Regions from separate parts of the Homo sapiens genome. Here region 2 is linked to region 1. Evidence: chromatin contacts called from ENCODE POLR2A ChIA-PET data. All regions are on one chromosome and are shown on one strand. Each heading gives the region's core, a stretch centred on a gene start or an enhancer-like site at or near the end of the contact. The rest is flanking DNA. Distances are from core to core; before and after follow the strand shown.

Region 1 (4,697 bases), core at 1,772-4,271:
TTTTATTTAAATGCCATGATCCAGGATGGATTTTAGATCTTGTTGAAAGCAGCCACATCCATGGACTGCACATAGTCCTCAAAAGCAGTGATCTGCTCCTCCAGCATATCTGTTCCAACTTTATCATCTTCAACTACACACTGTATTTGAAGTTTCTTAATTCCGTATCCCACTGGAACTAGTTTAGCTAAAAAGAGCATTAAGAAAAATCCTAGTTAGAAAAGTCTTGTAGGAAAGGTTGAAACTGTAGGCAAATTCCAGATGTTAGTTTCAAAAAAAAAAAGGCAAAGCCTAAACTCACATGAGCCCCAGACTAAGCCGTCTGCTTGAATGCTTCTGACGCACTCCTCTAATTTCGCCATATCTGTCTCATCATCCCAAGGTTTCACATCTAGTAAGATGGAAGACTTGGCAACAAGTGCAGGTTCTAAAAACAATAAACAGCATTATTCAAATAATGAATTGTATTTTTTTCACCCTACTCCAAGACACAAACAAATCCATCTCAATTTGTTTTGAGACTATCTCCTTAGCCAAACAAAACTACAGATACATCTTGTGTCTGTCACACATATATACCCACTTTCTGTTTTGCTAAGAAAGAGGTGTTTGTGTTAACAGTTTCTTTCCCACAGAGGAATGCCACAACTGCTACCATAAGAACAGCTGCAGACCAGTAGCTGTGGAAGAACCTGTACAGGTTTTAAAATATTGACCTATTCAAGGAATGTGGAGGAAATTACTTCAAGGTCAAGCTTTGAAAAAGATTACTTACATTAACATGAAATGAAGTTAAAAACAAATGACCTACTTTTGGCTTTCTTTGATTCATATTGTGCAAGACGTTCTTCCCTTAGCCTCTTTGCTTCTTCACTTTCCTGTAAAGAAAAAAAATTAATCCACTTCAGAAAGCTGGTTGTTCCTCTGCTTAAAGCTAGTGGGGTCATCACAAAAAAGACTGGCTTAATCAGAAAAAAGCAAATCCATCACGAACTCAGCCGAAAGATGGTGATTTGATTTTATTCATCATGCAACCAGTCAGAATTTGAAAAAGGCATATAAATTAAAGCCAGGATTCAAATCCAGGCAATTTGGCTTAACCACATTGATACAATTGCTGATCGATGTATTCTTTTTTTTTTTTTTTGGGACGGAGTCTCGCTCTGTCGCCCAGGCTGGATGCAGTGGCACGATCTTGGCTCACTGCAACCTCCGCTTCCTAGGTTCAAGCAATTCTCTGCCTTAGCCGCCTGAGTAGCTGGGATTACAGATGCCTGCCACATTTTTTTGTATTTTTAGTACAGACAGGGTTTCACCATCTTGGCCAGGCTGGTCTTCAACTCCTGACCTCGTGATCCACCCGCCTCAGCCTCCCAACATGCTGGGATTACAGGCATGAGCCACTGCGCCTGGCCGATATGTTCTTTATAGAAGACGCCATACCTCCTCATCATCAGATCCAAAGAGGTCAATGTCATCATCATCTTTACTATCTGTAGCTCCACTTCCTGTAGTGTCTTCCACATCGGCAGGACCATATTTGCCCAAAGCTTTCTTCACTCCTGGCAGGCTTGAAAAACATTTAAATTCAACCACTATTGAGCTAGTATAACATCCTTTTCCAGAAAATACAAAATAACTTGTTTTAATCACTACTTATCACTAGATCCCTTTTGCAATCATAATTTACCCTTTCACATGCGCCCAGGTAAACACTGTCATATGTTCAACTCCTCACCCGACAAGCATTAGTACCATGTGAGACATTATTTTCAATACTCACTATGATTTACTCTTTCAGTATGAACATTTCTGTTTGAGATTTCATTAAGTATGCTCAGTTCCATTCTTAGTGAACTGGAGTCCACTTCCCCAAACTTCCACCCTTGTTGGCAGTTTCAGAAGAATGGCCAAGGACTGAATGAATGAGCCACCCTCTCACCCCAGAGGTGGGCCCCCCAGGTCAAGGTCGAGGCACATTGGCAGGGCAGTGTGGGGAAAAGTTGAATTGCTGCTGTCCATGTTCTACCTGTTCTGTGAAAAAATGGAGGGCTTCAGTCTCTTGGCCTTCTAAGGTTACAGAAAAATTTAGCTTACAATATCCCAACAAAACTAAAGTAGCCTGGGTCCAGTTTTGTCATGTGAACATCCTGATAAACTTCGAGAGCAGTCTTATTCTTCAGCTCTATACAAAGATGATTTTACCTGGCCTTTTCCTTTTCGTAAGACTTGATGTGATTATACCAACGTAGGGCATGACACAAGTCGGCAGGCGGTGGGCTGGACACGGCTTCAAATACTGCCACATCTGCTTGTGATGGCACATACCTGCCAAGGACACAGAAACATTCACACACACCTTTGAAAAACAAACGCCAGCGAATAAATAATAAATACCGTATGCATCACATTAATTAGTGGGCACTAACCCCAGCAGGGTTGCTTTAATGCTTTTCTTTTCTTATTAGCTCCTTCAAATCAAACCATATGTTTGGGTCACCGCGCTATCCTGAGAAATGTCTGCCACTAAGTAGACCTCAAATACTGCAATGTCTGGCGTTGCTCTATCTACAGCTTAACATGTATTAACTGGGCAGCGATGCGGAAACACCTGGCTGAATTAAGTGTAAATAAAGCACATTTTAACCTTTCCTTGCTCGTGAACCGCTCCCCGGAGGCCGGGCTCGCCCCACACGAGGGCCTTGGGAGACGGCAACGGGGCGCTTTCCCCTCCCTCTCGAAAGGGCCCCGGGCCCGGCCTCCCTCCCTCCCGCGGCAGCCGACACGCTGCGCCACGTGGCCCCGGCCCCGGGCGGAGAAACCTCCCCGCCACCCCGACTCAGCCCGTCCGCTCACCCCTCGATGTAGCTCTTGTCCGCCAGGTAATCGTTGAGCACCTGGAGGCCGGCAGGGCTTTTCAGGTCTCCGAAACCCATGGTGTCGGCTGTATCCGAGAGCTGGGGAGCAGCAGAAAGAGAGCGCGCAAATTGTGGGCGCCCCACGCTGAAGAGAGGAAAAAGGACCCGAAGAGACCGGAAAATTCCTTATATAGAGACGGAGGCGTTTCCCTCCACCGCGCCGGACCGAAGGTTAAAGGTCAAAGTACTTTTGCATTCCCACTTCTCCACGTACGAATTGGGGGCCCTGAATTAAATGGCCCACAAATTGTCCATGGACCTTTCGTTGCGTTTGGAAGTAAATTAATAAAATAGGCATGTCTTAAGTTCGTACCTCCACGGCTCCCGAAGATGACGGGAACCAGCCCTAGAAGCGCCGGAGATGACCGAAGACGCCCGGCCTCGAGGCTGGGGCCACTTCCGGCGGAACTGCGGGTCCAAGTTGTCCTTCCCGCCTCCGGGCTGGGCCGACCTCAGCTCCGCCCTCTGGTCGGCTGACGGAAATTGCCGACAAACTTGTCGAATGCAAGGATTCTAGTCCCTCCGGGCTTTCCGTTCTCCAGGCCCGGCTGACAGAGTTAGCCGAGGCCGCCATATTGAATAAGCGACCCGGCCTCCTAGGGGGTCGTCGTGGTCCAGACAGTTTAGCAGAACAGCCTCCGCGGCTCCGGGGAGAAGGTGAGGTCTTGTATGGATGGGAAGGGTGAGGTGCGTCGGCCAGAGGCTTATTTATTGACGGGACTGTTTCCTTTGGCCCACGCGACGTAGTCTTCTGTTGTCCTTGACTGGGCGCCGCCTCCCGCCCCGCCGCCTCGGAAGCCCCTGAGAGCCGGCAGATGGGGGGCTTTTAGCCACGGTCTCTGGTCTGATGAAGCAGAAAAGAAGATGAGGATCAGGGGGTCCTCGGGAACGCTGTCACGAATGTAGGCTTGCAGGTGACCTTCCCTCTGCAGGGAAAATTCAGGACATTTCCCTCTCAGAGGAGGAGGCCGTTTTATTCCCCGGGAGAGGACCAGTGTCCGATGACTTAGGCCTTAAGACTAAGCCTTTCCCCCCAGATTTTTACACGCCTGATACAGTGCATGATTGTTTGGTCGCTGTTGTGTTAGCAATGGCTCACGCTTCTGTTTGTTGTCCTTGTTTGTTTGGTCCATTGACCACGTTGGACAGCATTTTTTTATTCCTTTAACTAACGGGAAATTGAGAAAAACGACTTTTGAAAAGTTAGCCCAGGATTGCATTGCAAATAACAAAACGTTGTTTACAGGTTATTGGGATCCAGTGCTTGAACTGTAAGGTCTTGGATCAGACACAACTCTGTTCACACACGAATTGACGGTATAGAAGTGTAACGTTAACTGTTTTTGATGAATAAACAAGTTATTTTTGTTTTGCGGAATATTCTTGTTTTCACCGACTTAAGGCTGCCAGAGCACCTGCACTTTTTAAATCCGGGAAAGTGGTCTCTACAAATTAACGACCAGAAATTAGAGATTCAGTTCACTTAACCGTTATTGAACATTTACTACGAGCCAGAAATGAGTCCGTAAAGAAGAATAAAATGGATGATATGCTGGGGGAATCGTAAATGTTAGATAGCCTGGTCAATGAAACTGAGAAAAGGCTTTTAAGCCAAGATTTGAAGGATAAGGAGGGGCCAGGGAAGAGCATTTCAGTCTGAGGTCACAGCCGGTGGCAAGAGGGGAGAGGCTGTGTGGGAATAGTGTGGAAGCTTGGTGACCTGTTAAGCTATTGAAGGCCGGAGGCGGTGGCTCACTCCTGTAATCCCACCACTTTGGG
Region 2 (4,640 bases), core at 1,955-4,454, about 18 Mb before region 1:
AATCCCAGCACTTTGGGAGGCCAAAGTGGGTGGATCACCTGGGGTTGGGAGTTCGAAACCAGCTTGGCCAACATGGTGACACCCTCTCTACTAAAAGTACAAAAATTAGCTGGGTGTGGTGGCACGTGCCTGTAGTCCCAGCTACTTGAGAAGCTGAGGCACGAGAATCACTTGAACCCAGGAGGTGGAGGTTGCAGTGAGCCAGGATCGCACCACTGCACTCCAGCCTGGACGACAGAGTGAGACTTCGTCTCGAAAAATAAATGAATACAAATTTAAAAACTTGAAGGCAGATTAAACCAGCCTTCTGTTCGAAACTCTCCAATGGCTTCCTATCTCATTTGAAGTAAAAACCAAAGCCCTTATCAATGGTCTCTGGGCTCAACATGGTCTGTCTGGTGACCTGTCTGTGCTGTTTTTCTCTGAGCACTCCCTCACTCACTCTGCTCCAGCCTCACGGGGTGCCTGGCTGTCTCTACAAAACCCCTGGCATGTGCTCACCTCAATGCCTTAACACGTGCTCTTTTCTTTTCCAGAAAAGTATTTGGCCCACATTTCCACATGGCTTACTCCCTCCTCTCCTTCTTGGCTCAAAATGTAACTTTACAATGAGGCTTTTACTTGTCTCAGGTTGCATTCTCCAGCAGCAGATACGGTGATAGAGGTTGGCTCAGAGGGTGTTTATTAGGAATCAATGCCTGTGAAGGGAGGGGGAGGTACCAGGATTAGGCAGGAGAAGTCAGCTGCAGTACACGCCTTACAAAGCCTTGTCCAATCTAGGAGAGAGTTCTAGAGCAAGTGTTGCTCATCGGTCTGTCTTGATGGTCAGGCCTTTATCCTCCTATCTTGTTCAGTTACTGAATGTGGGCTTCCCTGTGAAGGGAACAACTGAGACCCAGTGGTTCTCAGCAGCTGGGGCAGTCCCTGAAGGAGCTGAAGGCTAGAGGCTCTCTGCTGACCACTGTTCTTCCCTGAAAGCAGATCTGTGCAGTGTATTCCTGAATCTATCACACCATCTATTTAAAATCGCAACATCCCCTAGAGTCCCTATCACCCTTCCCTGCTTTATTTTCTCCATAGCATTTAATAGCATTGAACATCTTCTAATATATTATATAATTTAGTTTACTATCTGTTTCCTTCACTGGGATGTAAGTTCTAACAGCAGAGGGATTTTTGTCTCTCTTGAGCACTGCTGCATTTAGAATGGCACCTGGCTCACAGCAGGCACTTGGGAGATGTTGGTTGATTAAACAAAGTTGTTCAGTAGCGTGTCTAGTCATTACACTGTACAGCCTCACAAAAACCATGTCTTATTAATCTCATCAGCAACAGCATATAGTAAGTGTGCGATATATGTCTGTTGAATATAGGAATAAATAAATTCATGAATGTTTGTTAATAACTTCATCATGAGAAAGTATTAGTACAATGGTGGCTCCTGCCCGTAATCCCAGCATTTTGGGAGGCTGAGGTGGGCAGATGATTTGAGGGCAGAAGTTTGAGACCAGCCTGGTCAACATGGTGAAACCCTGTCTCTAGTAAAAATACAAAATTAGCCAGGCATGGTGGTAGGTGCTTGTAATCCCAGCTACTCGGGAAGCTGAGACAGGTGAATCCCTTTAACCTGGGAGGCGGAGGTTGCCGTAAACCGAGATCGCACCACTGCACTCCAGCCTGGGTGACGGAGTGAGTTCGTCTCAAAAAACTAAAACAAAACAAAACAAAAACAAAAAGAAAGTTCTAGTAAATCACTGTACATAGAAGTACCATCTGATTCACATCCATAATTTAAAGTTTTTATTAGCTACCTTAAAAAAATAAGCAGGTCATATTAATTTTAATAGTATCTAACTCAATATATCCAAAATAGTATCATTTCAACATGTAATCATTGTAACAATTATTGATGAACTATATTACATCTTTTTTGTTTTGTGCTAAGTCTATAAAATCTTGTAGTATTTTGCACTTGTACTACATCTCAGTTTGGACAAGCCACATTTCAAGTGCTCTATAGTCATGTGGATAGTACGGTTCTAATGCAATTCTGCAATTCAGGTGTCAGAATAATATAGTGGGGCAGAAGTTTGGAGTCATTGACTTCCTGAGTCCAAATTTTGGCTCTTGAACTTACTGGTTGTCAATGACCTCTAGCCAAAAACCACCAGGAACAAATGGGGTTGATTGCTTGTTGGAGGGAGAAGACACACCATTGGGAATGGTGAGGTGTCTGGGTAAAGGGATGTTCGGACAGTTTTATTATAGGATTTGTGTTTGTGTTAGGTGACCTGGGAGAGCTTAAGGAAGAGAGGCTCTCCTGTGGACTGGATGTTGTCAGGAAATGCGTATAATTCTAAGGTTGCATATCTTAATAAATCTTATCTAAATGGAGGAAGACTAGATAGCGGTTAACATTATAATTAATAAAGAAATAAGAGTCACTCATATTAGCCAGGATAGGGGGATGTTTGGTAATTTCTGTGGCTTGTACATCGCTCATATTTTGGCCGTGTTTAGATGTGATTATGGAGTGGCCTCGTCTGATGTTTATGTTCCACAGGAAGCAAACACTTCCTAGCAACACCAAAGCTCAGCTGATAGTACCAGGCAGCTCCTGGAGATCAAGGGCTGCTTTTCTCCCTCTCATAGCTGTGCAACCTTAAGGTAGTGATCAAACTTCTCTGGTTGTTTTCTCATCTCTAAAATGGGAATACAAGAGCATCTATTTCATCTCTTAAAATTATCAGTATTAAATGAGATGCAAAGACACTGAGTTAATGCCTGGTATATGGTCACCACTCAGTGCTATCTATTGTAGTTCAAAGATTCTAAGATGCACTATATTTTTTCACATTTTAACATTTCTGAAAGTGTGTGCCTTTCAAACAATGGCTTCTTCAAATGGATGAAATGTAGTATTGTAATTTCTGAAATCTCTGGTTTGGGGGACAATTCCTTGTCCCCTCCAGGTGCTCAATTTATTCCTGGGTGAATGGCTTTACTTTTAAACCTTCCTTACTTTCCCCATTTCTCCGCAGGCGCCCCGTGGCATCCTCTCCCAGCCACAGACTTTCAGCTTGCGCGGCATCCCCAGGCAATACGGGCGGTGCGGCGGCAGCACTCGGGGGCTTACGGCGGCGCGGCGCCCAAGAGGCCCCAGCAGCCGAAGGGAAACCGGCGCGTCCCCCGCCCGCCCAGGCGTCAGCTGATGGGCTGCCTGCCGAGGAGGCCGCAGCAGTCGCCGCGCGAACATGGCGGCCGAAATCCACTCCAGGCCGCAGAGCAGCCGCCCGGTGCTGCTGAGCAAGATCGAGGGGCACCAGGACGCCGTCACGGCCGCGCTGCTCATCCCCAAGGAGGACGGCGTGATCACGGCCAGCGAGGACAGGTAGGGCCCGGGCGCAGCCGGGGCGGCCCGAACTCCGCGACGACGGGGTGTGGGGGCGGTGGGGTCCGCGGCCCCGGTCCTTCCTGCGTGAGGGGGCTCCCCCGGCAGCACGGCCCCACCCCCACTCTGCGCCCCTTAGCTCCGCCGGGTTCCCGGTTCCCTCCCGCCGGTCCTCCAGCCTCGACTTGCACCTTTCCAGCCTGGGACCCCGGTCTCGCCGCGCCCCTCCAGCCCGGATCCCCTGTCCCACCGCGCCCCTCCAGCCCGGGAACTCCGTCTCACCGCGCCGCCCAAGCCCGGGACCCTTGTTCCAACGTGTCTTTCCAGCCCAGGACCCCTGTTCCAGTGCGCCCTACCGCGCCCCTCCCAGCCCACCTCGCCCCTCCTGCTCAGGACCCCTGTTCCAATGCTCCCCAACGCGCCCCTCCAGTCCGGGACCCTTGTCCCACTGCGCCCGTCCATCCCGGGAGCTCCGTCCCACCGCGCCCCTCTAGCCCGGATCTTCTGTCCCACTGCGCCCCTCCAGCCCGGGAACTCTGTCCCACCGCGCCACTCAAGCCCGGGACCCCGGTTCCAGTGCGCCCCAACGCACCTCTCCAGCCCAGGACCTCTGTCTCACCGCGCCCCTCCAGCGCGGGAACTCTGTCTCACCGCGCTGCTCAAGCCGGGGACCCCTGTTCCAGTGCGCACCAACGCGCCCCTCCCAGCCCACCGCGCTCCTCCAACCAGGGAACCCCGACCTGCGGTGTCGCACTAGCCTGGGACCTTCGTCCCGGTCTCTCTCCCTGGCGGGGTTTAGCCTGGTACTCGGAAGGTGTTTCTTGGCCCTCCCGGGTCAGTTCCAAATCGTCTCCTCTGGAAGCGTGGAGGACCGGCGGCTGGTCACTGCGGACCCTGGTGCCCGGGGCTTGCTTCTTTGCGAGGAACTCCAGCCGCCTTCGCTCTCTTCCTCCCCCTGTACTCAGGGATTTCACGCCACGCCAGGCCTCTAGATCAGTTATTTTTGCCACGGCTGCTAGAATCACCTGAACTCTTATTTACTAAATAGGTTTTTGTGAAAGTGACTCATTTTTAAAAATATTTGGATGCATTTATTTTAAAAGGAAATCTTATTTATTAGGAAAACTAACATTACTCACCAGACAGAGTAAACTAATAACTAAAACATGTTAATTGGCATGCACACAGAGTCCTCTCTTGCACTGTGACATCTTGCATTGGACGCCCACCATGCTTTTGGGAAACACTG

What was found. ChIA-PET counts read pairs that join two places held with the same protein, here RNA polymerase II (POLR2A).
Region 2: POLR2A ChIA-PET joins it to region 1 with 12 read pairs in activated CD8-positive, alpha-beta memory T cell. The contact joins the promoter of WDFY1 here to the promoter of EEF1B2 in region 1. POLR2A ChIA-PET finds 5 or more read pairs at or near these places in 2 of 52 experiments (activated CD4-positive, alpha-beta T cell and activated CD8-positive, alpha-beta memory T cell).

The regions. Positions count from the first base shown.
Region 1 is chr2:206,158,219-206,162,915 of GRCh38, reverse strand. It overlaps EEF1B2 (eukaryotic translation elongation factor 1 beta 2), which reads right to left and starts at 3,021. Exons shown (of 6, transcript NM_001959.4): 1 at 2,857-3,021; 2 at 2,206-2,328; 3 at 1,444-1,570; 4 at 812-878; 5 at 302-427; 6 at 1-187. The coding sequence starts at 2,936. The coding sequence ends at 33. NDUFS1 (NADH:ubiquinone oxidoreductase core subunit S1) reads left to right here and starts at 3,472. Exons shown (of 19, transcript NM_005006.7): 1 at 3,472-3,575. SNORD51 (small nucleolar RNA, C/D box 51) reads right to left here and starts at 1,035; the gene lies at 966-1,035. SNORA41 (small nucleolar RNA, H/ACA box 41) reads right to left here and starts at 688; the gene lies at 557-688. RefSeq lists a silencer at 2,685-2,754 and enhancers at 3,015-3,274, 3,385-3,794.
Region 2 is chr2:223,943,899-223,948,538 of GRCh38, reverse strand. It overlaps WDFY1 (WD repeat and FYVE domain containing 1), which reads left to right and starts at 3,204. Exons shown (of 12, transcript NM_020830.5): 1 at 3,204-3,391. The coding sequence starts at 3,255. It overlaps LOC124907989 (a long non-coding RNA gene), which reads right to left. Exons shown (of 2, transcript XR_007088100.1): 1 at 4,132-4,640; 2 at 1-698. RefSeq lists a silencer at 3,453-3,632 and enhancers at 4,203-4,262, 4,273-4,392.